Linked DNA regions of Homo sapiens: all the other regions are linked to region 2. A link is a loop called in an ENCODE intact Hi-C map of the cell type or tissue named here. Cell type or tissue: CD4-positive, alpha-beta T cell. All regions are shown on one strand. Each heading gives the region's core, and the rest is flanking DNA. Links, peaks and the distances in the headings are about the cores only. Region 1 holds the start of NAGPA (N-acetylglucosamine-1-phosphodiester alpha-N-acetylglucosaminidase). Region 2 holds the start of NUDT16L1 (nudix hydrolase 16 like 1). Region 3 overlaps EEF2KMT (eukaryotic elongation factor 2 lysine methyltransferase). Region 4 holds the start of DNAJA3 (DnaJ heat shock protein family (Hsp40) member A3).

Region 1 (5,934 bases), core at 591-5,590, 340 kb after region 2:
CCTAGCTTACTGCCCACTCTAAAATGGTCATGGTATCCTGTCCCCATCCCAGTATTCTGCATCCCAGTGGTTCTCAACCTTGAGTGTCGGTCAGAGTCACCATGGAGGCCCGTTAAAACATAGACTCTTGGGCCTTGCCTCTGATTCTGCAGGTCTGAGGGTGTGGGGCTTTGAAACAAGCTCCTGGGCCACGCCGATGTTGCAGGTCCATGAAGATTTTTTTCTCTTCACTTTTCTCTTCCTGTACCCACAGCTCCGGTCCCCATCTCTCCCCTTTCCCCTAACTTTATTTTTGTTTCTGAGCACTTATCAATTCTTTTCAGCATATTCTATAACTATTTTTTGTCCTATATATTCAATATAAGCCTATCTTCCTCCCCATGAATCCCCAGTACCCAGAATAGTGCTGGGCACAAAGTAGCTGCTCAATACTTGTTGAAAGACTTAAGAACAGCTCCGCCCAGCCCACTGGTCCTGGTTCTCGAGAGGGTTGTTGCCAACAGCCTCCCCATCCAACCTGTCTCCTGTGTCTCGTCACACTCTGTGGCTTGGCTCTCGTTGATGTAGATGCTTCCATTACGAATCAGCCACACGACCCCACTCAGCAGCTGCACAAATGGGTTCTCAGTGTCCAGCACCTCCTCCTCAGACAGGTACCTGGATCCGGGGAAGGTGGGAAGCTCACTCACCAGCAGGGGCAACTGCAGATAGTCAGGCTCTTTCTCCCTAGCCATCCCAACCTGGCTGCTAGATTCCCCCTCATGCCCCAGGAACCTCCTGGGGCCTGAGTGTAGCTGGGACAACTTAACAGCCCTAGGAATCTCCCTGTTGTCAGAGCTGAAGCTGGACAGGGTTCTGACAATACAATCCCCACAAGCCTTTGCAAACAGTCTGTTTCATTTAACAGAAATGACCATCCCCCAACAGAGCTCAAATCCATCTATGGCCCTCAATCCCCAGGCCATACCCAGCCCAACTACCACTTGATCCCTGTTACGGCCCTTCATTGGCTTCCTTGTTTCTCCACTGCTCTCTCCCACCTGGTCCCACTCAGGATCAGAACAAGCTTTATCATCAACAAATACTTTTTTTTTGAGACTCAAATAATTTTTAAGATAATTTTAAATAATTCAAATCATCAATCTTGCCAGGGCGTGGTGGCTCACACCTGTCATCCCAGCACTTTGGGAGGCTGAGGTGGGTGGATCACTTGAGGTCAGGAGTTCGAGACCGGCCAGGCCAATATGGTGAACCCACTCCCCCGTTCCCCACCCCATCCCGTCTCTACTAAAAATACAAAAATCAGCCGGGCGTGGTGGCACACGTCCGTAGTCCCAGCTACTCCAGAGGCTGAGGCAGGAGAATCGCTTGAACCCGGGAGGCAGAGGTTGCAGTGAGCCGGTATCATGCCACTGCCCTCCATCCTGGGCAACAGAGCAAGACTCTGTCTCAAAAAAAAAAAAATCATCAGTCTTGATGAGTTGATGTTTCTGACACCCCACTCCTTTTTCAGTCCCTCATACACACAAGCCCCCCTGAGCCTCTGAGCCTTTGTGCGTGGGGTTCCTTTGGACTGAAACGCTCTTCCTCCAGTTCTGACCTTGGCTCACTTAGTGATTCATCTTCAAGTTCCCACTCAAAGGTCACCTCGGAGAGGCGTGTTCCAGATCACCCTCCCTAAAATCAACACTATTTACAACGGGTTCACCCCGTTGGTTGCTTTGCTGCACACACAGCAATCAGAATGTATGTTAGCTATTTACCCGGCTTTTGTTGATTTTTCTAGTAATGGGGGAGGGCTGTTAAGGCAAAGACTGTGTTGTTCACGGCTATCTCACCGGGGCGCGGCACATTGCCTGATACAAGCAAGTGCTCAATGATACTGGATGATGAATAAACTCTGCAAGGAAGCGATTCCTATCCCCATTCTGCAGAGGAGGAAACAGGGGCTCAGCTTGGTTAAGTGACTTGAACACGGAGGCACGGCTACAACCCAAATCTCAGGCCCTCTGCCCTCGACAGCACGGGGCTCCCTGCCTCCTCACCCGGTGACCAGGGTCCCGTCGCGGCGGATCCCGAACTGCGCGTTCTGCAGCCCCCCGGAGCTGCTCACCCGCCGCTCGTCGCTCACCACGTTCCCCAGGCACTCGCCCGAGTTCATGCGGAAGAAGCCGCCGTTCTGGGCGACACGGCAGTCGGCCGCCCGCGCCGTCTCCTCCACGGTGGCGCGTCGTCTCGCCGCGCAGCCGCCGGGTCCACCGGGCTCCAGCACCGAGAAGGTGCGCAGGGGCTCAACGGCCCGCGTCAGGTGGCCGGCCACCGCGCGGTCCCTGAAGTGCGACACGAAGGTGCGCACGGCCAGACCGCCGGCGCCGGGAGTCGCGGGAGGCGGAGGCCAACTCTCGTGCTCGCGGTTGCCGGCGCGCACCCGTGTGCAGTCCCGGGGGAGGCGCGCGCGCGCGCGTGGATAGGGCAGTAGCAAGTCGTCGTCGCGGGAGGCCCTGCGGGGACGGGCGGCCGTGAGCTCAGGGGGCTGTCCTCGTGAGCTCGGAGGACAGGGGGGACCCCCCGAACCAGGCTGGCCCAGGGAGCTGCACTCACCCCGAGTCGAGGCCGCCGGACGCTTCCCAGAGGAAGCCGAATAGTGCAAGCCGGAGGAGAAGCCAGCGACCCGTGGAGGTCGCCATATTGGACCGGGGCCTCGGGTCATGTGGGCTCGCCTCACGTGACTCAAGTCCCAGGGTGGCCGCTTTCAGCTCGGACTGAATTACCTGCGCTCTTTTCGGCTGGCGGGCTGGCGGGCGGTGCTGGTGATGTTAACTTTTTATCTCCAGGTAATCTCAAACCTACAGGAAGTTGCAAGGAGAGCATAAAGAACTCTCGTAGAACTGTTATTCATGTTTAGCAGTGGTTTAGGCTTGCCTGATTTACTCAATCATTTGTACTTTGTTTTTTTTTTTTCCTGAACCAATGGCAACCAAATTGCAGATGTCATGATCCTTTACCCCATACCTCGCCATGAATCTCCTAAGAACAAGGGCATTTTCTTAACCACAGGGCAAATATCATTAGGACAACTCCCATTGACATTTCTGTGATGTCATCCACAGCTAACCTTCAATTGTCCCTCTAATGTCTTTTTTTTTCTTTTCCTTTTTGTCCGCCCCTGACCCTGTAACCCAGGAGTTGCTTTTAGTTGTCATGTCTCTTTGATCTCTTCATCTGGAAGGCTCCTCAGCCTTTTGTCTTTTACTACCTTGACATTTTTGAAGACAGCCCAGCTACATGATTTGTGTGACTCAATGCAAAATGAAAACGTGGGGACACTTACTAAAAAACCCAGAAAACTATTAAGAATTTCAAGATGGTCAGAGCAAATGGTTGCAGCAAGCCAGGGACCTTCTGAGTGAGCCCATGAAGCTGGCCCTGAGTATAGAAGCCAGTTTATTTTGTAGCATGTACTTCAAGCTTCCTTTGAGAGGATTCTTCTCTTCAGGCCTCCTGTCCCAGTGCAGTGTCCAGGGTTGGGTGGTGTCTTGGTGCCAGTGCAGTGCGTGGGCCATTCCAGGAGCCACGGCAAGTCTAATTGGCTTGATACTGTTGCGGTCTTGCCAGTGCACCTTAATATAGCAGTTTCTCCTTGTCTGAACTAGTCCCGGGGTTCTTTGTCCTACCTCCAAGAAAACTAAGGAGCGTGGACACAAGGGTGGGGTTGGAGCGAACGTTTAATAAGGGAAAGAAGAAAGCTCTCCAAAGTGGAGACGGGAGTCCGAGTGGATTGTCGGGTTACAGCTGAATGCAAAAAGCTTTTTTTTTTTTTTTTTTTAAGACAGAGTTTTGCTCTTGTCACCCAGGCTGGAGTGCAATGGTGCGATCTTGGCTCACTGCAACCTCAACAACCTCTGCCTCCTGGGTTCAAATGATTCTCCTGCCTCAGCCTCCCGAGTAGCTGGGATTACAGGCACACGTCACTGCGCCCTGCTAATTTTTGTATTTTGGGTAGAGACGAAATTTTACCATGTTGGCCAGGCTGGTTTCAAACTCCTGACCTCAGGTGATCCGCCTCCTTCCGCCTCCCAAAGTGCTGGGATTACAGGCGTGAGCCACTGTGCCTGGCCGCAAAAAACTTTTATAGGACACTGCTCTCCTCCTGGTAACTGAGTAACTTCTTACCAGTAAAACTGCCTGTGCAGCTCCCCTTATGTTATGCAGCTGTGGGTATGTCTCTAGGCAAGTGCAAATCGCTGCTTCTCTTGTTTGTGTAACTGTGGGTTTGTTTTAGATAAGGCCCCCTCCTCCCTGTGCCGGTTTCCATGGAGCCCACTGTGTATATGCCTGAAAAGGAGAGGAAACTTTTTCCCGGGAGCCTGCTAATTATGCAAAGAACAAAGGGCTTCTGCGCTGGACCCTGTCTGCTTATCTCCGTGCAGGTCCAGCCTGAGTTTTTTCCCAGGTTGCTTTATTTTTGCCAGTTTCTATGACTTTTCAGGCAGGCCACTTCTGAGGTCAGAATTTTCCCCAACGGATTTTTCTTTTCCTTCTCCCTCACTACCACAGGTATGGGGGGACACAGATAGGGGCCAGGCCAGCCCCTTTTCATCCACAGTCAGCACTTCTGGTGCTTGATCTCAGGCCCCTCTTTGAGCCACTGCTCCTTTGAGCCAGTCCACGGTGAGGGTTAGTGAACTCAGTTAGAGAGTGTCCCCCCAAACTCATGTCCTTACCAGAACCTCAGAATGTGAACTTGTTTGGAAATTGGGTCTTTGCAGATGTAATTAGTTAAGATGAGGTCATTCTGGAGTAGGGTGGGCCCTGAATCCAATCTGACTGGTGTTCTTGTAAAAGACACAAATACACACAGAGGAAAGAAGCTCATATGAACACAGGCAGAGATTGGACTGATGCAGTCATAAGTCAAAGAATGCAAAGAAGGCTAGCAGCCACCAAGAGCTAGGAGAGAGGCGTGGGAGAGACTCTTGAGCTTTGACAGAGAACATGGCCATGCTGATGCCTTGCTTTTGGAAACTAATACAATTCAGGGACCTCAAAGGGGTCCCGGGAACAGCTCTGACGCTCCTAGTTCACTTTAACCATGTACAAAATGACTGCTCCTCCTAGAGGCTTAAATGACCAATATATTGATGTGAAGGGAGTATATCTTTCTGAGCTTTGCATTGGGCTGCTAAAAATAACCAGCAGAGGAGCCCAGGCCTGACGCCTACTCCCTGCCTCCGGAAGCGCTCTTTTTTTCTGCCTCAGTTAGGAGTTGCAGGAACAGGCAGTCTTTGGCAAGTTCTGACTTTGGTTTTCTCCCTACTTTGAGGTTTGCTACTCCTTTGCCAAGTTTTTCTAAGCACATAACGGGTGCCACAGAAATTCTGCATTTGAACAGAGCAGCCCATATCCACAGTTCTAGCCAAAGCTGCTAAGAAGCCAAGGGTTTTCTTTTTTGCTCTTCAGCCTGGAATACTTTTGTCCCCTCTTAGCATCCTCATTTGAGTTCTACCATCATTTGTGTGTTCAACAGGCTGAGCACCTCGTATGTGCTCCGTTGCAGCTGATCCCTGCCTTCATGGAGCTTAGCTTTTCAAGGGGAAACAGACATGAAACAGTTATGTGATGAATGCAAGAAGCAAAGGGCAGGACTGCGAGAGAAGGATGTTGCAGGTGTGGCAGGGAAGCCTCTCCAAGCCCCTTTAGACTGTGATTGAAGGAAAGAAAAGATGCGGCTGTGTGCAGATCTGGGCCAGAGCCTGAAGTGGGAAACAGCTTGGGAGGTGCAGCAGGAAGAGCCACCTGGTGGGAGAGGAGGGCCGTGGGGGAGGGGTTGGAGGTGGTGAGCAGGGTTGAAGTGGGAGGGCCAAGGCAAGGCCAGATCGTACATGCAGGGATCCAGGGAAATGAGTATGGATTTCAGCCAAAGTGAAATAGTAA
Region 2 (5,934 bases), core at 432-5,431:
CCAAGGCCCCAGCCTCTGGCCATCAGTCCTGGTGCCAGAGCTTTGCGTGAAGTTCGGGCCGCAGAGTGGCCCGCTGGGACTCCCATGTGCTGCCGTCTGATGTGCTCAGATGGGCTCATCGTTGGTTCGTTTTTACTGTATATTTATAGTAATAAAATCATGCAGCAATATCCTGTCTGCTCCTTCCTCCGGGTGCAGCCCTCAGGATTGTGGCTGTTTCCTGACCCGGAGTTTTGCCGCTGGGTGGTTGGCGGTGGCTCCCGCACCGTGGCAGCTCCACGGCCTCTGCCTGGCTTCCCTCTGGGGTCAGGGCAGTGAGCAAGGTGAGGGCTAACGAGAACGGGCAGCTCCCAGCCATCCCTGTCAGGGCTAGTTGTCTGGTTGGAGGGAAGCCACACCCTCCAGATTGGGCTCTCTCGTGAACAGGTGGTTGGGGAGCCCAGGGCCTCCAGGTTTGTGAGTAGTCGCTCCGGTCCCCATCTCTAGTCCTGATCATCTCAAGGCATTTGCTGAGCACCTGCTGTGCGTCAGTGGAGGCAGAAGAGCTGAGGCCCCGGCCCTGGCCCCGGGCGCCTGCCTTCCAGGCAGTGAGATGCCCAGCAGCTAATCAGAATCCTGCCAGGTTTGGTTACTATTAGGAAGAAAGTCAGCATGGTGGTGAGATGAACCCGTACAAGGTCTCATTTAACCGGGTGGCAGGGAGGGCCTCTCTGAGGAGACTTAAACAGCCCTGAGGGCTGAGGAGGAGCTGGCCCTGGAAGAGTGTTCCAGGTGGCAGGAGTGAGCCTGATGTGTCCCCTGGGGACGGAGCCCCTGGCTGGAGTGAAGGGTGCTGGATAGATACTGAAGAGCTTGTAGGGGCTGCTGGAGTGTTTTTATAAGGGGGAGTCAGTTTTAAAAACAGGCTTCCAAGCGGAGAAGCAGTGCTAGCACCCTGCGGCTGGCGTGTGGAGGCCGGACGGTGGGAGCAGGTCTAGCTGCCCATGGTTGTGGGCTCGCAGGCTGGAGCCCGGCCCCAGGCCTCTGCACAGCCCCCGCTCCCCTGCCCAGGGAGTGGCCAGTGCCCCAGGGCACCCACCACACCACTGCCTACCACTCAGGGCCCCAGCTCCTTTGCGTGCAGGTCAAGCTGCCACCATGGCCCTTCTTTGAAGACTGTGAGGGTGGAGGGAAAGCCCGTGTTCTAGCCCATCAGTCCCTGCCCCGAGAAGGCTGCCACCCATGGGCCCTGCAGCTGCTCTGACCTGCCTGGGTCTGGCCCCATCCCAGTGTGGGTAGAGGGGTGCCCAGGGTGTCAGACGGGTGCTTGCATGGGCCAGATGGGCTCCCCCTCTGTACCTCCCAGAAGAGCCAGCGCTTGTATTGATGTCTGGTCTCGGGGAGGGGCTGCAGCAAGGGGAGCCTCTCCTCCTCTGCCCCTGCGTCCCACGGGCCCTGGGCGCTGGCTGGGCTTGGCTGCCTAGGGGTGGGGCCCTCTTTGGGTGAGAGGACCCTTCCCCTCGCTGCCCTCTCGCCTTCTCACATGGTCGCTCACTCTGGAATCTGGACTTCCCCTGCTGCTTGCAGCTGTCCCATGTGACCCCTGACCCACTGGTGGCCACAGGAGGAGAGAGAGGTGCCCTCTCTGGGTCCTTATTCTCCACATCTGAGGCCACCACGGACCTAACAGGTGAGTTTCCAATGCCCACCCTCTCCCTCTCTCTTCTCCTGCCTGCCTCCACTGAAGGCAGCCTTCTCTGTGCCAGCGAGCTCGGCCTCACTGCACGGCTCTCCCGAGGCTGTGCCCCAGCCCTGGGCACCCATGCTGTGAGTGCAGGCAGGGGGGTTCATGTGCTCAGCAAATCCATTCCCCTGGTGGGGAGGAAAGTGGCCCTGGGCCCTGCTGCTGGTGAGGTGAGCCTTGCCATCATGGAGTTCAGGGCACCTCGCTCTGCCTTGGGCTGTTTCGGATGCTTCTGAGCCCCAGAGACATCTCCAGTACAAACACAAGGTAAGTGGTAAGTACCTCAGGCCCTTGTGGAATCGGGATTCTGCCTCTGTCATCAACTGCCAGTTGTACTTAGGCAAGTTATGTCCCTCTCTGAGCTCCAAGTTCCTCATCGTAAATTGGGGAAACCCCTCTTCCCCCCACAGTACCTGGCACAGGGTGCCCGGCTTGGAGGATGCTGGAAAGGTCCAGCCCCGGAATTTAAGTCACTTTCTGCCCAGCAAGCTGGGTCCACAGAGCCCCAGAGCTCCCGGTCGTCCGCCCTGACCCAGCGTGGACTCGGGGACTGGGGCACTCAAGCCCTGCCAAGCCCTGCTCCCCGTGCTGTCCTGGATCGAGCCTGCCAGCAGGGTGGCTAGGTCGGGACAGCTGTCGTGCATGGCAGGCGAAGGCCATCTCCCTCCGGGCTTGGGTCCGGTGGCGCTGGCGGAGCAAGGCTCCGGGGCATCTCTGGCTCGTGTGGTCGTGCCAAGGGTGCCATTGCGGATGGACGGGGCCATGCGGGCCGGGTCGGCCTCCTGGGGAGAAACGGGTGGGCGCAAGGGGATCGGCGCCATCGAGGGTGGAGAAACCGCAGGGAATTTCGGCTGTCCGCTTTGGGGCGCCAAGGAAGATGTTCGTCGCCCACAATGTCAACCTTGAGCCACCACGGCACCGACCAGTCGTCTAGGCTCTCCCGTCGGAGGCGGGGCCGCCGCCCAGGGTGTGCGACTATTGGGTGACGGCTGACGCGCACCGCCCTCCTTTGCACACCGCCCGCAGCACCTCTCGACGACGCACCGCGGCGCTGCGAGGGGCTCGGTCCCGGGGCGCGCCGGCGATTGGCGGGGGAACCGGACCCGGGGGCGCGGCCGCCCGCGGATTGGCGAGGCACGGCGGGGGCGGGCTCGCGCATGCTCTTAAGTGGCAGCGGCGGGGACGGGGTCAGTGCCAAGATGTCGACGGCGGCGGTTCCGGAGCTGAAGCAGATCAGCCGGGTGGAGGCGATGCGCCTAGGGCCGGGCTGGAGCCACTCGTGCCACGCCATGCTGTACGCCGCCAACCCTGGGCAGCTCTTCGGCCGCATCCCCATGCGCTTCTCGGTGCTGGTGAGGACGGGCGAGGGCGCGGGCGAGGGTGCCGGCGCGGGCGGGCCCGGGCGGGGGCGTCCGTCGACCCCGCGGCTGTGACCCGCGCTCCCTTGCAGATGCAGATGCGTTTCGACGGGCTGCTGGGCTTCCCCGGGGGCTTCGTGGACCGGCGCTTCTGGTCGCTGGAGGACGGCCTGAACCGGGTGCTGGGCCTGGGCCTGGGCTGCCTGCGCCTCACCGAGGCCGACTACCTGAGCTCGCACCTGACCGAGGGCCCACACCGCGTCGTGGCGCACCTGTACGCGCGGCAGCTGACGCTGGAGCAGCTGCACGCCGTGGAGATCAGCGCGGTGCACTCGCGCGACCACGGCCTGGAGGTGGGGCCGCCGCCCGGGCCCCGCCCCCCGCCCCGGGGTTTGGCTCTGGCCCCGTGGAAGGCACCGATGGGTAACACGTCTCCTGAGGGTCCCCTGGCCGGGCTGGGTCGGGTGTCGCTGTCTCCAGCAATGGGGTGGGGAGAGGGGTCTGGGGCTGGGAGGCCGGGAAAGGAGGGGCGGGGGTGGGGGCCGGCGCTGGGGCTCCCTCAGGGCTGTGTTACATCCGCCTTGCTGCCTGCCATTGCCAATCCTGGGAGTGGGGGAGTGGGATCGGTGGGGAGGAAGGGATGGGGGAGGAGCGGGGATTGCTTGGGGAGTTGGGAAACTTGAGCACAGCGGGGGTTGTAAAACTTGGGAACCTCATGTTGGGCGTGAAGGCTCTTGGGATTTGTACTTTGTGGTCTGGAAGGGCTGGACTGCGGGTGTTCAGGCTTCGTTGGGTGGACGGGGGGAGCATGGGGTGCGGACCCCGGGGTGGGGTGGCCTGGGTACGAGGGGGGGGAGTGCATGGGGTCAGCCTCCACACTTGCTTGGGGAGGAGGGGGCTGCACTGCTCCGAGGGAGCTGGCTGGCTTCTGCCAGGCCCTGCGTGGGTCTCCCATTAAGTCCTTGGCAAAGCTGGCTGCTCATACCCTGGCCTCATAGCTTCCAGGCCCCTCCTGCTGGAGGTGCCATTGTGTGGCAGGCCTGGCCCCAACCCCTACCTCCTGTCTGCGCAGGTGCTGGGCCTCGTGCGGGTCCCGCTGTACACCCAGAAGGACCGAGTCGGAGGCTTCCCCAACTTCCTGAGCAACGCCTTCGTGAGCACGGCTAAGTGCCAGCTCCTCTTTGCCCTCAAGGTGCTCAACATGATGCCCGAGGAGAAGCTGGTTGAGGCCCTGGCTGCAGCCACCGAGAAGCAGAAGAAGGCCCTGGAGAAGTTGCTCCCGGCCTCCTCTTGAGGGCTGCCTGAGCTGGTGGCACCCTCCCCTGGGCCGGAAGACTGGGAATTCCTGCTAAGTGTGGCTTCTAGAGTGTTTGTGTGTACCCCGCTTCTGACTGCCTAGGGCGAGTGGGCATCCTGTCATCATCTCCACTGTCCCAAGCAGTCACTAGGTGGCGGCCGGGCCAGCTGGAACCCAGCCCATCCTCTCAGGCAGAGCAGGGTGGTCCGGGCACACTGGGCCTGCCTCTCCAGCCTCAGGATGCTCTTGTTTATTCTGGGCTCAGACCCTCCTCTTGTACGTCTCATCACAGCTGGTAGAGACCCAGGAGTGCCTGATTGTCCCACAGGGGTGGCGCACAGCTCTGGGACCACTCAGAAGATGGGATGTGTGGGTGGAGGATGCCTTGTCTCGGTCAGCTCATTCCTGCCTCCTTCCTGAGCCAGTTCAGGGCCTGGGGGAGAGCCAGCTTGGGGTAGGAAGTTAATAATACTGTTAATTTGGGTTGTTGTTGGATTTACTTTGCTAGATTTTCTCTTTCACCACGTGTGAACTGTGGGTGAGGTTTCAAAGTAGCTTCACCCCACGTGGCTTGGTTCCCAGGGACAGTCAGGGCCTCGGGGGCCCAGCTATGTACAACGAAGCTGTCGAAGGAGAAGACAATAAAGTCGCTCCGCAGCTGCTCTGTGTGTTTCTCAGCTGCCCTGTGTGTTTGTTTTGGTTCTGGATGGAACCAGCTCAGGCCCCCTGCCCTAGGTGGGGGAGGGAGGAGCTGCCCCAGCCAGGGGCACGTTTGTTCCCCAGTGTTTACTGGGGGCACTCCCAGCATGAATGCTGTGCCCATCAGCCAGGTTGGGGCGTCTGGGCCGAGACCTTCAGGGCAGGCTCCCCTTCCTGATCCTGGTGGCCCTGGCTGCACCTGGGCTGACCTGCTTTGCTTTGCAAACCCACCATTCCCCACTGTCTGCAAGCAGCTCCAGGGGATGGTGTAGAAGTGCAGGCTTACTGTGCAGAAGGACAGCAGCAGAGCCATCCCTCGTGGTCTCCTACAGCCCCACATCTGGAAAGACTCCAGCGGCATCGTCAGAAAATTTGCACAGCCCATGCCTGGCCCGGTGAGGGAGGCAGTGTGCCCAGCTCCATCTCAGAGCTCGGTGTGAGAGCAGCATGTCCCGGGGGAGGCCCTGTGCTACGGCGGGCTGGGGATGTTCTTGGCTCTCAAAGCCTTATCTTGAGTTGTCTGGGCTCCAGGAGCAAAAGACACACCCCTGAACAGCAGAGGACAGGGCAGTCAGGGTTGCTGCATTGGCCAGTGCCTCATGTCATGTGACCAGAACTGAGCCCTTCACTAGCTGTTCTTAAATTTTATTTTCCAAAAAATGGCATTTTCCAGGTGCCCCAGTCCTCATTCCTAAGGTCCCACCTCAGTTGGCACCTGTGCGTGTATATGGATACACTTTCCCCCCAGGGCCCTGCCTGGTATGGGCCAGGGCAGCCCATGAACTCTGGGCCTCACCACGAGGTTCTGGGTGAGGCCCTCGTCCCGCCTCAGTGCTGGCCCGAGCTGCCGAGCCAGG
Region 3 (5,934 bases), core at 561-5,560, 400 kb after region 2:
GGACGGTAAAGGCCACGTAGACCTCAGGAGCCCGCTGGTGCTCCCGGCAGGCAGCCAGCCTCCGCAGGACCCCGACCAGCGACATGATGGCTTCTGGGCAATACAGCACATCTATGGTGAAAGCTTCAGGTTACTGAAAGGGACCAGTGGACAGGTCCAGGTCATGCTGACGTCAGCAGCAGGGCGAGGCCAGAGAGGCAGCGGTCATATGAGACTAGTAGATGCCATTTGACCATTTGGGCCATTAGATGGAAAGGCAATTACTTGGGTGAAAAAGGAGAACCCTTAGTAGAGAAAGCTGCAAAAGACCGAAGCAAAAGAAAAAAATCTCCAGACTCACTGGTGTTCCTTAAAAAACCAGCTCTGGTTCTTGGCCTATCTAGAGGGCTTTGAATGACACAAAGCCTGACCCTGCCATGAACTTCATGTTTCAGGCATCTGCTGATTTGTCTGCTGGCTTGCAGGGGTGGGCTTGTGTCCCTGGCCACCGCTGGACCTGTGGGTTTCAGGGCTGGGACCTAGGACCACAGGCAGAGCTCTGTTCCACCAGAGAGGGGACTGAGTGTGCTGGCAGGGGTGAGGGGTTTTCGGTGGCCCAGCCAAACACCACCTTCTCTCAAGGGCCCTGTCTTCGTCCCAGAAGTGGTTGTTTTCCTCCTGTGGTCTCTGAAGGACACAGGGCATGGCTCTGGGACAGAGCCATGTGGTAACGACTGGAACGGGAGTATGCCTGTCTCCAAAAAGAGGGCTGTGGGTTGAAGGTCACCTTAAGAGGCACCCCTGTCCTGTGATGTCACCCTGGAGGCCCAGAGTAACTCTTCTGGAAGCCCCATCATGTCCATGCCCGACAGCGTCCATTGTTCCCTTTTCCCAGAGCCAAGAGCTGGGTAGAGCTGCAAGGACACCACCTGCACAGGGTGCCCGGGGCTGGGCATTACCTGCTGCAATGACAACATCTGGCTGGAAGGCAGAGAGCTGATGGACCGTCGCGACGTCCCAGTCCAGCTGGGCCACTGTCACCCTGGGGCTGTCTAACTTGGCAGTGATGTCTGCCTCTAATGAGAGGCCATTGAGAAGGACATTCCCTCGGAGCTGCTCAAGGACCCGGCTGTGACAGTCGCTGAAGATGTATGCCCGGGGGCGGCACATCTTGCAGATGGCCAGGCCTGTGAGGCCAGCACCACTGCCAAGCTCTAGGACAGTCCTGGCGGGAGGAAAGGGGACCGTGTCTGCGACTGCACCAGGGTAAGCCTGCCTCGGTGCCCTGCCCTGCGCCCCGAGGTCACCTGTTAGTGAAGACTGCCGGGTTCTCGATGGCCCATTCTGCAAGGTAGAGGGCGGCGTCCCATGTGACCAGGCCTGTGGTACCGTAGGAGATGATGGCCGTGCTCTCGGAGAGTGTGACCGAGCCTCCCGAGGGCTGCACCAAGAGAAGGCGAGAGAGTCAGTCCAGCGATCAGAAGGCAAGTGGCTTAGAAGACAAGTAGCCCCACCACATGGCTGAATAAACCATGACAGGACCAATCGCCACTCAGCAATGAGAAGCAGCTAACTGTTGGCATGCCAACAGCTTTCACGGGCCTCAAGGGTGTCACGCGGTGTGAAAGACACTCATCTCAGGCCACACAGGATTCCATTCATCGAACCTTCCTGAGACAACGGAATTCTGGCGATGGAACACATGTCAGTGGTGGCCAGGGGACAGGTGTGGCTATGAAGGGGTGGCTGCCTTGTGATGATTCAATATGCTGTTTTTCCTTTGTGGTTTTCTGTATCTATGTTTTATCTTATTTTTTTTTGAGCTCTGTCACCCAGGCTGGAGTCAGTGGCACGATCTTGGCTCACTGCAACCTCTGCCTCCTGGGTTCAAGCAATTCTCCTGCCTCAGCCGCCCAGGTAGCTGCGAATACAGGCGTGTGCCACCATGTCCGGCTACTTTTTGTACTTTTTTTTGAGACAGAGATTTGCTCTCGTTGCCCAGGCTGGAGTGCAATAGCATGATCTTGGCTCACTACAACCTCCACCTCCTGGGTTGAAGAGATTCTCCTGCCTCAGCCTCCCTAGTAGCTGGGATTACAGGTGCCCACTACCACACCCCGCTAATTTTTGTATTTTTAGTAAAGATGGAGTTTCACCATGTTGGCCAGGCTGGTCTCAAACTCCTGACCTCAGGTGATCCCCCCGCCTCAGCCTCCCAAAATGCTGGGATTACAGGCATGAGCCACCACGCCCGGCCTGATTTTTGTATTTTTAGTAGAGACAGGGTTTCACCATATTGGCCAGGTTGGTCTCGAACTCCTGACCTCAGATGCAACCACTTCGGCCTCCCAAAGCGCTGGGATTACAGGCGTGAGCCACCACGCCCAGCCCTGTCAAGTATTCTTTGAGGACTGGGCACCAGGTCCTTGTGAAGCAGGTAGTGTGTGTCACCTATTGGATAAGTGCCCAACAACTCCACGAGACATGCTGTTGTTGTTGAAGTGCCTGATTTACAGACAGGGAAACTGAGGCTAAAGAAGGTTGACGGACCTCATGTCTAAGACTGTAGAATGGGTGAGTCAGGATTTGAACCCACACCCACGTTTTCACTTTGTCTGTGCAGGAAGGGTATCTGGGCTGTGAGGGGGAGGAGGGTGCCCTTCTCATACCAGCAAATAGCTCCGGTGGCCCTGGGTGGACTCCTTGGCCATCAGGGTCTCCGCCAGCGCTTCATACAGCTCGTCCAAAGGCTCTGTGTGGACAGCCTCGTGCTGGGGGCAGACAGAGTGAGAGCTTGTTTGCTTTCGTTCTAATCTGTAAAAATGGCCAGATGATTTTCACCAAGTTTGGAGGGGAGATTTGCGATGGAATGGTATAATACCGGCCAGCTGCCATATAAAATATTCACTTCGTTGGGCTTGGTGGTGTGTGCCGAATAGTCCCAGCTACTCTAGAGGCTGACATGGGAGGACTGCTTGAGCCCAGGAGTTCGAGGACAGCCTGGGCAACAGAGACCTTGTCTCTAAAAAAAAAAATTCACTTGGTAGGGAAACCTGGATGGGAGGGCCTTGAACCAGAGGTGTTGGGAGGGTAGGGTTAGGTGTAGTCTAGGGCAGGAGACAAGGATTCCGTGAGAGTTGCCAGGTGACCATGATAGAGAGCCGTGTTTGGATCAAACACAGAGAGGAGGAAAACAAAAGGTGCTTTTAAGTGAGCCCAGGCAGAAGTGTGAGGGCGGCCCATGCTGCAGGCTGTGGCTGTCAGCAGGCCGCTTCTCCACAGCTGGCCCCGTCCTATGATTCACAGGGCAGCAGCAGAGTACACTGGGTGACTGCTGCCCTCTCCTGGTGGCACAGGGCAGACCTGCTGGTGACCACAGATGCATGCTTCTGGGGAGGACTAGGGAGAAAGCAGGTATTGGAGAAGCAGGGGATTGTTTATTTGCTAAAAGTGTGGCTCTTTCACTCAGCAGGTCTGCTACTGCCTACTGAGGAGGCCTCTCGACATCCTCATGTCAAACCCTGCATGTTCGGGCGCATCTTTAAAATCCATCCTAGGCCAGGTGCGGTGGCTCATGCCTGTAATCCCAGCACTTTGGGAGGCCGAGGCAGGCGGATCACCTGAGGTCAGGAGTTCGAGACCAGCCTGGCCAACATGGTGAAACTCTGTCTCTATTAAAAATAAAAAATTAGCCAGGCATGGTGGCGTGTGCCTGTAGTCCCAGCTTCTTAGGAGGCTGGCATGACAGTTGCTTGAACCCAGGAGGCAGAGGTTTCAGGGAGCCGAGATTGTGTCACGGTAATCCAGCCTGGGCAACACAGTGAGACTCTGTCTCAAAAAAATAAATAAATAAGTAAAAAATAAAATTCATCCTTTATCAGTCAGGAAAGAGCTCATTCCAGCAGGATTAATGCAGAGAATTCACCAGAGGAACTAGTTCCGAAGGTATGGCAAGAGCTAAATCTTCCAACAGGGGCCTGTGGGGCAACCCAGAGACGGACAAGAGCAGGAAACTCCAAACCCTTCAGCGGGCAGGACAGAGGGTGCGGGTGAGGGTTCCAGTGCTGTGGGCTGGGCCAGCCTGGTAGGAATGAGAATCCATATGCTAGGAGCTGGGGCCCCAGAGGAGCAGCTGCCGTGGAAACCCCAGGAGGCAGAGTGAGGGAGAGATGCTGGCCTCCCCTTCTTCCCGCCCTGCACTGTCTCCCATGGGTCACATGTGGCTGCAGCCAGTTGCCTGGGGAGGCCCCTGCCATGCTGGGGTTTGCAAAGCAGGCCCAGGGCCTGGGAAGGACGGGGGCTCCAGCACGCAGGTGGCTATGCTGTCCGGCTACTGGGCGGACACTGCCCATAACTGACCTTTTTGATGAGTTCTGAGAGAAAGCACCGGGCATATTTGACGGACGGCGGGTGCTTCACACACACAGGATGCTTCACAGTCTACGGCAAAGGACAGAACGTTGGTTGCTCGAGAGCCCGTCTTAAGTCTCCTATGAGCTTCAAGCCAACACAGCAGAGGGCAAACTCCAGGCTACCCGATCCCTCAGCAAAGATGTAGATGGACACAGCGTTTTGGCCCCATGCATCTGAAGTTTGTCTTAAGATATAAGCTGTTTCCTAAAAATGCTTCCACTGCAGTGGCACAGGCTATGGCAGCATTTCTAACGCCCATTCTGAGCAGGAACACAGGGCATGTGGGCCCAAACCGCCTCCCTCCCAGGGGAGCCAGTGTGAACCAGGGTTTGCAGTAAGGACAGTCGCCAACGGTCTGGCTCTATGGAAGAGGCGGGAAGGCCCACTCGGCAACTGCTCTCTTGGAGTGTGTGTCCCTGGGGACAGGATGGAGGGGACGGGACGCTCCGGGTGACACTCCAGCTAAAGCCCAGAGAAGCCAAATGCAGGATGAGCAAGTTCTAGGCAGTGGGAACAGCTGGTGCAAGCTCTGAGGTGGCCACAGCCTGGCACTTGGAAAGGAGGGCAGAGGGACTGGTGCAGCAGGAGTGGGGACGGCGGGAAAACAGGAGCCTGGAGGGAGAGGGAGGAGACGGTCCACAGTGCCTGCTGGCTGGGAGGGATGCAGATTCTGCCCAAGGGCAGCAAAGTACCCCACGCAATACACAGGCTCTTCAGGCTGGTGCTGGTTTTTCATTTATTCTGACACAGAGTCTCGCCCTGTTGCCCAGGCTGGAGTGCAGTGGCCCGATCTTGGCTCACTGCAGCCTCTGCCTCCTGGGTTCAAGCGATTCTCCTGCCTCAGCCTCCTGAGTAGCTGGGACTATAGGCATGTACCACCACGCCCAGCTAATTTTTGTATTTTTAGTAGAGATGGGTTTTTGCCATGTTGGCTAGGCTGGTCTGGAACTCCTGACCTTAGGTGATCTGTCCACCTCAGCCTCCCAAAGTCCTGGGATTACAGGTGTGAGCCAGTGCACCCAGCCTTGTGCTGGGTTTTAAAGCAGCTCTCCCTACATTTCATGCTTCACCACCTACGAGAGTGAGGCTCAGGGTGAAACTCAGAGCAGGGTGCGAGATAACTTCAGGTATCTCCATGCTCGAAGCCCTGGTATTGCCCCGAAAGTTTTCCCTGCTGTGGCTGTATCTTTTCCACATGGATAATCTTGGTTCACCTCTAGCACAGGAATTCTTCACCGGGGCTCCTAGGATGGGCTGGGTGGGTGGGGGTGGAGGATATCTGCCTCCTGAGTTTGTATGGAAAATGTATTCTTCTGGTGCACTTCTTTCTGCGAGGGAGTCTATTGCTTGGTCTTTTCAGAAGGGCTCATGGCCCTTCGAACGTGAAGACCCAGGATGCAGGGTGATCTGCACTTGGCCCTCAAGGCCAAGGTCAGGCTGTGGCTGGGCCGGGTGGTGATCCTGCCTCTCACCTGCAGGCAGATGCACTTGAGTCCAAACCCCACCCTGGGCAAAGCAAGGGCCCATTTAGGTCTAGAGGAG
Region 4 (5,934 bases), core at 576-5,575, 270 kb before region 2:
TTCTCCTGCCTCAGCCTCCCGAGTAGCTGGGATTATAGGCGCCTACCATCACGCCCGGCTAACTTTTGTATTTTCAGTAGAGACGAGGTTTCTCCATGTTGGCCAGGCTAGTCTCCAACACCTGACCTCAGGTGATCCGCCCGCCTCAGCCTCCCAAAATGCTAGGATTACAGGTGTGAGCCACCGCGCCTGGCCACAGAACCCATACTCTTTTTTTGTTTGAGACGGAGTTTTGATCTTGTTGCCCAGGCTGGAGTGCAGTGGCGCGATCTTGGTTCACTGCAACCTCTGCCTTCTGGGTTCAAGCGATTTTCCTGCCTCAGCCTCCCCAGTAGCTGGAAATACAGGCATGTGCCACCATACCTGGCTAATTTTTGTATTTTTAGTAGAGACGGGGTTTAACTATGTTGGCCAGACTGGTCTTGAACTCCTGACGCTGTGATCTGCCCTCCTCGGCCTCCCAGAGCGCTGGGATTACAGGCATGAGCCACCGCGCCCAGTCAGAACCCGTATCTTTTTTTTTTGAGACAAAGTCTCACTCTGTCACCCAGGCTGGAGTACAGTGGCACTATCTCAGCTCACTGCAACCTCCGCCTCCCGGGTTCAAGCAATTCTCCTGCCTCAGCCTCCCGAGTAGCTGGGATTACAGGCGCCTGCCACCATTCCCGGCTAATTTTTGTATTTTTAGTAGAGACAGGGTTTCATCGTGTTGGCCAGGCTGGTCTTGAACTCCTGACCTCAGGTGATCCGCCCGCCTCAGCCTCCCAGAGTGCTGGGATTACAGGCGTGAGCCATTGTGCCTGGCCCAGAACCCATACTCTTCATCACTATGCTGGTCATTTAAGTATTTGCTGAATGTATTAAAGGAACTCTTGCTCACCTCCCAACACCCTTGTTCATCTCAGTCCTCCCCATTCCGTAGCCCAAACTCTCTCCAACTATTACTTGCAATTTACAATAGCTTGGTCACTGTTCTTCAAAGGACTGGTGGTTTTATTTATTTATTTATTATTATTATTTTTTTTTGAGAGGGAGTTTCACTCTTGTTGCCCAGGCTGGAGTGCAATGGCGCGATCTCGGCTCACCGCAACCTCCGCCTCCTGGGTTCAAGCAATTCTCCTGCCTCAGCTTCCCGAGTAGCTGGGATTACAGGCATGCGCCACCACATCCAGCTAATTTTGTATTTTTAGTAGAGACAGGGTTTCTCCATGTTGGTCAGGCTAGTCTCGAACTGCTGACCTTAGGTGATCCGCCTGCCTCAGCCTCCCAGAGTGCTGGGATTACAGGCGTGAGCCACCGTGCCTGGCAGGACCGGTGGTTTTTAATCTTCGAGTCTCAATGCCTGTGGAGAATTTGACGAAAGCTATGGGTATCTACCCAAATTAACATCCACGTACACAAAAATTTGGTGTACAATGCTGGGAGTAGCGGGGAGGGGGAGTAGCACAGATTCCCAGGCTTTGGGGATGGGGGTGAAGATTTATGAGCACAGTTTGTTTTAAATCCAAACAAGAATCCTCAGGTTTTTTCCCCATTGCTTGAGGTGGTTATGATGGTGGGAGTGTGAAAATTGAAAGTCCTTTGCAAGACTAACCAGGTCAGGTCTCCCTTCCTAGCCTCATCTCATCACATACTTTTTTTTTTTGAGACAGAGTTTCGCTCTTTTTGCCCAGGCTGGAGTGCAATGGCGTGATCTCGGCTCACTGCAACCTCCACCTTCCGGGTTCAAGCCATTCTCCTGCCTCAGCCTCCGGAGTAGCTGGGATTACAGGCATGCGCCACCACGCCCGGCTAATTTTGTATTTTTAGTAGAGACGGGGTTTCTCCATGTTGGTCAGGCTGGTCTCGAACTCCGGACCTCAGGTGATCCGCCCGCCTCGGCCTCCCAAAGTGCTGGGATTACAGGCGTGAGCCACTGCGCCCGGCCACCACTTCTTTTCTTTTTTTTTTTTTTTTTGAGATGGAGTTTCTCTTGCCCAGGCTGGAGTGCAGTGGCGCGATCTTGGCTCACTGCAACCTCCGCCTCCTGGGTTCAAGCGAGTCTCCTGCCTCAGCCTCCCGAGGAGCTGGGATTACAGGTGCGTGCTACCATGACTGGCTAATTTTTGTATTTTTCGTAGAGACGGGGTTTCACCATGTTGGCCAGGCTGGTCTGGCACTCCTGACCTCGTGATCCGCCGGCACCTCGGCCTCCCAAAATGCTGGAATTACAGGCGTGAGTCACCGCGACCGGCCTCATCACATACTCTTAAATTTAGGGTTTAAGCAAAGAAGGCAAACACTTTCATATCTTAGACATTTGTTTCTTAAGTTCAGGCTACTTGGAATACTCCATCCCTACCTGACACACTTTTCATCGATGTTCAGTTTGAATCTTACCTCTTAGAAGCCCTGACATCCCAAACTTCCTCTCTCCCATTTTAGAAATGGAATGACTCCTTCACCTTGTATGACTGTAACAGTGCTTATTCCTGTGATAGCATTTAACATTGTTAGTTGCTAAGGAGCCTCTCTCGAGTCATTGTTTGCTCCTCCCGAACAGGGATGGTGTATCAGGCATCACTGTATCCCCGATATTCTAGAACATGCATGACACACAGTAGGCGCTCACAAGTTTTACTAATTTAGTTTTTGGGCAGCACGGCTCCCATTCGGAACCAGCAAGTTCACTGCAGGTTTGGAGAAGGCTAACACGCTTAAGGAGAGAGCTGAGGTCGGCGCGGTGGCTCTCGCCTGTAATCCCAGCACTCTGGGAGGCCGAGACGGGTGGATCACGAGGTCAGGAGTTCAAGACCCAGCCTGGCCAAGATGGTGAAACCCCGTCTCTACTAAAAATACAAAAAAATTAGCCGGGCGCGGTGGCGCGCGCCTGTAATCCCTGCTACTCGGGAGACTGAGGCAGAGAATTGCTTGAACCCGGGAGGAGGAGGTTGCAGTGAGTTGAGATCGCGCCACTGCACTCCAGCCTGGCGACAGAGCGAGACTCTCTGTCAAAAAAAAAAAAAAGAAAAAAAGGAGAACTGAGTCTTGTTAGAGGAGGCGGGTGGGGAATCAGCCTAAGAGACAGTGAGACTGCGGCCAGGATTCTGAGGGTGGCGACGAAGATTTACTAGAAGCGCGCGGAGACGGCATGAGTAAAACTCACGCAATTCGTCGTAAGTCTCAGGGTCAGCAGGAGGAAACCACGCACTACATGCTGGGAGCGGCGCGACGGAGGACCGCGTTGTATGCTGGGACTTGTAGTCTCGCCCTTAGCCAGACCCCTCGGACCACTTAAGTTCGGCTACATTCAACCACGTCCTTACACCGATAACGTACACCCATTGGTTGTCTAGCACAGAATAGCGAGGTTCTGCACGGCGAGTCTACCTAACAACACTCTTCAGAGCAAACCCCGTTTCGGCGATGGCTACCCGGAAGGCGCGTTGGCTGCGGCTACGCGTACGGTGCGCCTGCGCGTGCGCGACGCATGCGCCTCTACGCGCGCCCGCCGTTCCCGCGAGGCCCACCTAGAGCCGGGCGGCGCAGGCGCAGAGTCCCCGGGCCAAGATGGCTGCGCGGTGCTCCACACGCTGGTTGCTGGTGGTTGTGGGGACCCCGCGGCTGCCGGCTATATCGGGTAGAGGGGCCCGGCCGCCCAGGGAGGGCGTGGTGGGGGCATGGCTGAGCCGCAAGCTGAGCGTCCCCGCCTTTGCGTCTTCCCTGACCTCTTGCGGCCCCCGAGCGCTGCTGACATTGAGACCTGGTGTCAGCCTTACAGGTGAGGGCAGGTTCCAACTTCCGAGTGGCGGTTTCAGGGCCTAGAAAAGAGTGAGTCTCCTCGCTGTGACTACGGCTGCAGGGGTAGTGGGGTGGAGGGTGTCTTCCGACGCGGATGCACAATTGCCGGAGACACAGACAGGCAGGAGGCGGGGAGGCCCCAGTGGCTGCTCAGCCGTCAAGGAAGGGAGAGAAGCGTGGAGCCCCCGGCGGCGGTGATGAAACGCCCCGTAGATCGTGAACCTTCACCTCTCTGTCAACATTTCTGGAGGCCGCTGCTCCCTCGTCCTCTTCCTTTCCCATCTCTCCACCTTCTAGCCCGTAGCGGAAGGGAAGAGCTAACTGCCATTCGGAGAGGCCTAGGTACTTTGTTACAACAACCCTGCAAGATGCCTGCCGTCATCACCATTTTAAAGAATGAGAAACTGAGATTCAACGGAGGAATCGACCAGCCCAAGGTCATGGAGTTAGACTAGAAGAGTTGTCTCAAACCCAAAGCAGTCATGTCATAGTTTACGCTCTTTCTACCACGTGGTGCTAATTGAAGGGCACAGTTAACAATCTTTTTAGAAGTCTTTAGTTGGTGATTGTAATAATAACACAGTCAGACATTTATTGAGCACTTACTGTTGGCCAGGCATGGTTTTCCCCTTACATCACATTTCCACATGATAGGCACTGTTATTCCATTTTATAAAGATACTGAGGCTTAGATGTTAAACCACTTATAAATGTCACAAGGAGGTGGAGGCTTGATATCATTGCCTGAGATGACACTGAATTATACATTAAGCCTTGAAGTGCTTAGTCATGTTTTCTTTTCTTTTCTTTTCTTTTTTTTTTTGAAACTGAATCTTGCTCTGTTGCCCAGGCCGGAGTGCAGTGGCTCAATCTCGACTCACTGCAACCTCCGACTCCTGGGTTCAAGAGATTATCCTGCCTCAGCCTCCCCAGTAGCTGGAACTAGAGGCATGCGCCACCACGCCTGGCCAATTTTTGTATCTTTAATAGAGACGGGATTTCGCCATGTTGGCCAGGCTGGTCTCAAACTCCAGACCTCAGGTGATCCGCCTCCCCTTGGCTTCCCAAAGTGCTGGGATTACAGGCGTGAACCACCGTGCCCTGCTTAGCCTTCTTTTCTTATGCCGTGTGTTTTGTGCTGTGTGTTGTACGTACCTGAATTGTGCTAGTTTTGTGTCCTCTAGAATTTGTGCAAATGGTATTTAAGCTATCTATAAATTTATAAAGATTAATTAAAGGGCCCTGACAAGATAATTTATACCAACTAACTTCCTGTTGCAATCCAGTTTGTAATAGTTACATAGTAGACAATCATTAAAGTATCAGTAATTGTGGTTACTTCATGCAATGTAAAGAAAAGAGCCTGGGCTTCAGGGGTGAACTTCCCCAGCGTCTGTGAGCGGGGTGTATTATTTAACCCCTTCGAGCACCTGTCTGAAAATTCATTCATTCACAGGTGTTAATTGAGGCCAATTGTATGCCAGCCACTGTTCTGGGCACTGAGGAGATGGCAGAGAACAAAGAGATTGGATGTGTGTTTGGTTAAGAGAATGATTATTTATGTATTTAATTATTTTTTAAGACAGGGCCTCCTGTTGCCCAGACTGGTGCAGAGGCACAATTACAACTCAGTGCAACCTTGACCTCCCAGGTTCAATCGATCCTCCATCCTCAGCCTCCTGAGTAGCTGGGACTACAGGCATGCACCACCACACCCAGCTAGTTTTCTGTAGATGGGGTTTCACCATGTTACCCAGGCTGGGCTAAAGTGATTCCCTTGCTTCAGCTTCCCAAAGTGCTGGGGTTACAGGCATCAGCCACTGCACCTGGCCAACAGAATGAATTTTTTTTTTTTTTGAGACGGAGTCTCGCTGTGTTGCCCAGGCTGGAGTGCAGTGGCGCTATCTCAGCTCACTGCAAGCTCCGCCTCCCGGGTTCACGCCATTCTCCTGCCTCAGCCTTCTGAGTAGCTGGGACTACAGGCGCCCGCCACCACGCCCAGCTAATTTTTTGTATTTTTAGTAGAGACAGGGTTTCACCGTGTTAGCCAAGATGGTCTCGATCTCCTGAACTTGTGATCCACCCGCCTCAGCCTCCCAAAGTGCTGGAATTACAGGCTTGAGCCACCGCGACCGGCCTTATTTTTATTTTGAG

The links. Peaks named below come from ENCODE experiments on the same cell type or tissue, not always from the same donor. Only the 100,000 strongest peaks of a DNase experiment are listed, where the experiment ranks them.
Region 1: a loop joins it to region 2, with 2.6 times the contacts of the local background. A loop is called at or near these places in 2 of 110 quality-filtered maps.
Region 3: a loop joins it to region 2, with 5 times the contacts of the local background. A loop is called at or near these places in 2 of 110 quality-filtered maps.
Region 4: it touches region 2 in a loop (2.0-fold over the local background); 2 of 110 quality-filtered maps call a loop at or near these places.

Annotation. Positions count from the first base shown.
Region 1 is chr16:5,031,228-5,037,161 of GRCh38, forward strand. NAGPA (N-acetylglucosamine-1-phosphodiester alpha-N-acetylglucosaminidase) reads right to left here and starts at 2,708. Exons shown (of 10, transcript NM_016256.4): 1 at 2,602-2,708; 2 at 2,046-2,501; 3 at 518-657. The coding sequence starts at 2,687. NAGPA-AS1 (NAGPA antisense RNA 1) reads left to right here and starts at 2,475. Exons shown (of 2, transcript NR_038913.1): 1 at 2,475-2,834. RefSeq lists enhancers at 1,945-2,446, 2,640-2,819. In CD4-positive, alpha-beta T cell, for the core only: no CTCF peak of the experiment used is centred there; DNase peaks (open chromatin) are centred at 2,444 and 2,724; H3K4me3 peaks cover 1,632 bases; H3K27ac peaks cover 744 bases.
Region 2 is chr16:4,690,805-4,696,738 of GRCh38, forward strand. NUDT16L1 (nudix hydrolase 16 like 1) reads left to right here and starts at 2,758. Exons shown (of 3, transcript NM_032349.4): 1 at 2,758-3,075; 2 at 3,174-3,434; 3 at 4,154-5,040. The coding sequence starts at 2,923. The coding sequence ends at 4,375. MGRN1 (mahogunin ring finger 1) reads left to right here. Exons shown (of 17, transcript NM_015246.4): 17 at 1-168. ANKS3 (ankyrin repeat and sterile alpha motif domain containing 3) reads right to left here. Exons shown (of 18, transcript NM_133450.4): 18 at 5,707-5,934. RefSeq lists enhancers at 2,329-2,418, 2,670-3,177, 3,178-3,685, 4,288-4,788 and silencers at 2,609-2,968, 3,079-3,578. In CD4-positive, alpha-beta T cell, for the core only: no CTCF peak of the experiment used is centred there; DNase peaks (open chromatin) are centred at 1,307, 2,067, 3,387 and 4,097; H3K4me3 peaks cover 2,444 bases; H3K27ac peaks cover 826 bases.
Region 3 is chr16:5,089,146-5,095,079 of GRCh38, forward strand. EEF2KMT (eukaryotic elongation factor 2 lysine methyltransferase) reads right to left here. Exons shown (of 8, transcript NM_201400.4): 3 at 4,339-4,419; 4 at 2,649-2,750; 5 at 1,287-1,420; 6 at 939-1,204; 7 at 1-111. Among named protein-coding and RNA genes, the nearest start is that of EEF2KMT, 5.7 kb to the right of the region's middle. RefSeq lists enhancers at 612-1,112, 1,113-1,613. In CD4-positive, alpha-beta T cell, for the core only: CTCF peaks have their summits at 3,341 (motif pointing left) and 3,543; a DNase peak (open chromatin) is centred at 3,296.
Region 4 is chr16:4,422,333-4,428,266 of GRCh38, forward strand. It overlaps DNAJA3 (DnaJ heat shock protein family (Hsp40) member A3), which reads left to right and starts at 3,536. Exons shown (of 12, transcript NM_005147.6): 1 at 3,536-3,760. The coding sequence starts at 3,550. It overlaps LOC124903635 (a long non-coding RNA gene), which reads right to left and starts at 3,457. Exons shown (of 3, transcript XR_007064963.1): 1 at 3,146-3,457. In CD4-positive, alpha-beta T cell, for the core only: no CTCF peak of the experiment used is centred there; DNase peaks (open chromatin) are centred at 2,652, 3,189 and 3,479; H3K4me3 peaks cover 2,059 bases; H3K27ac peaks cover 1,823 bases.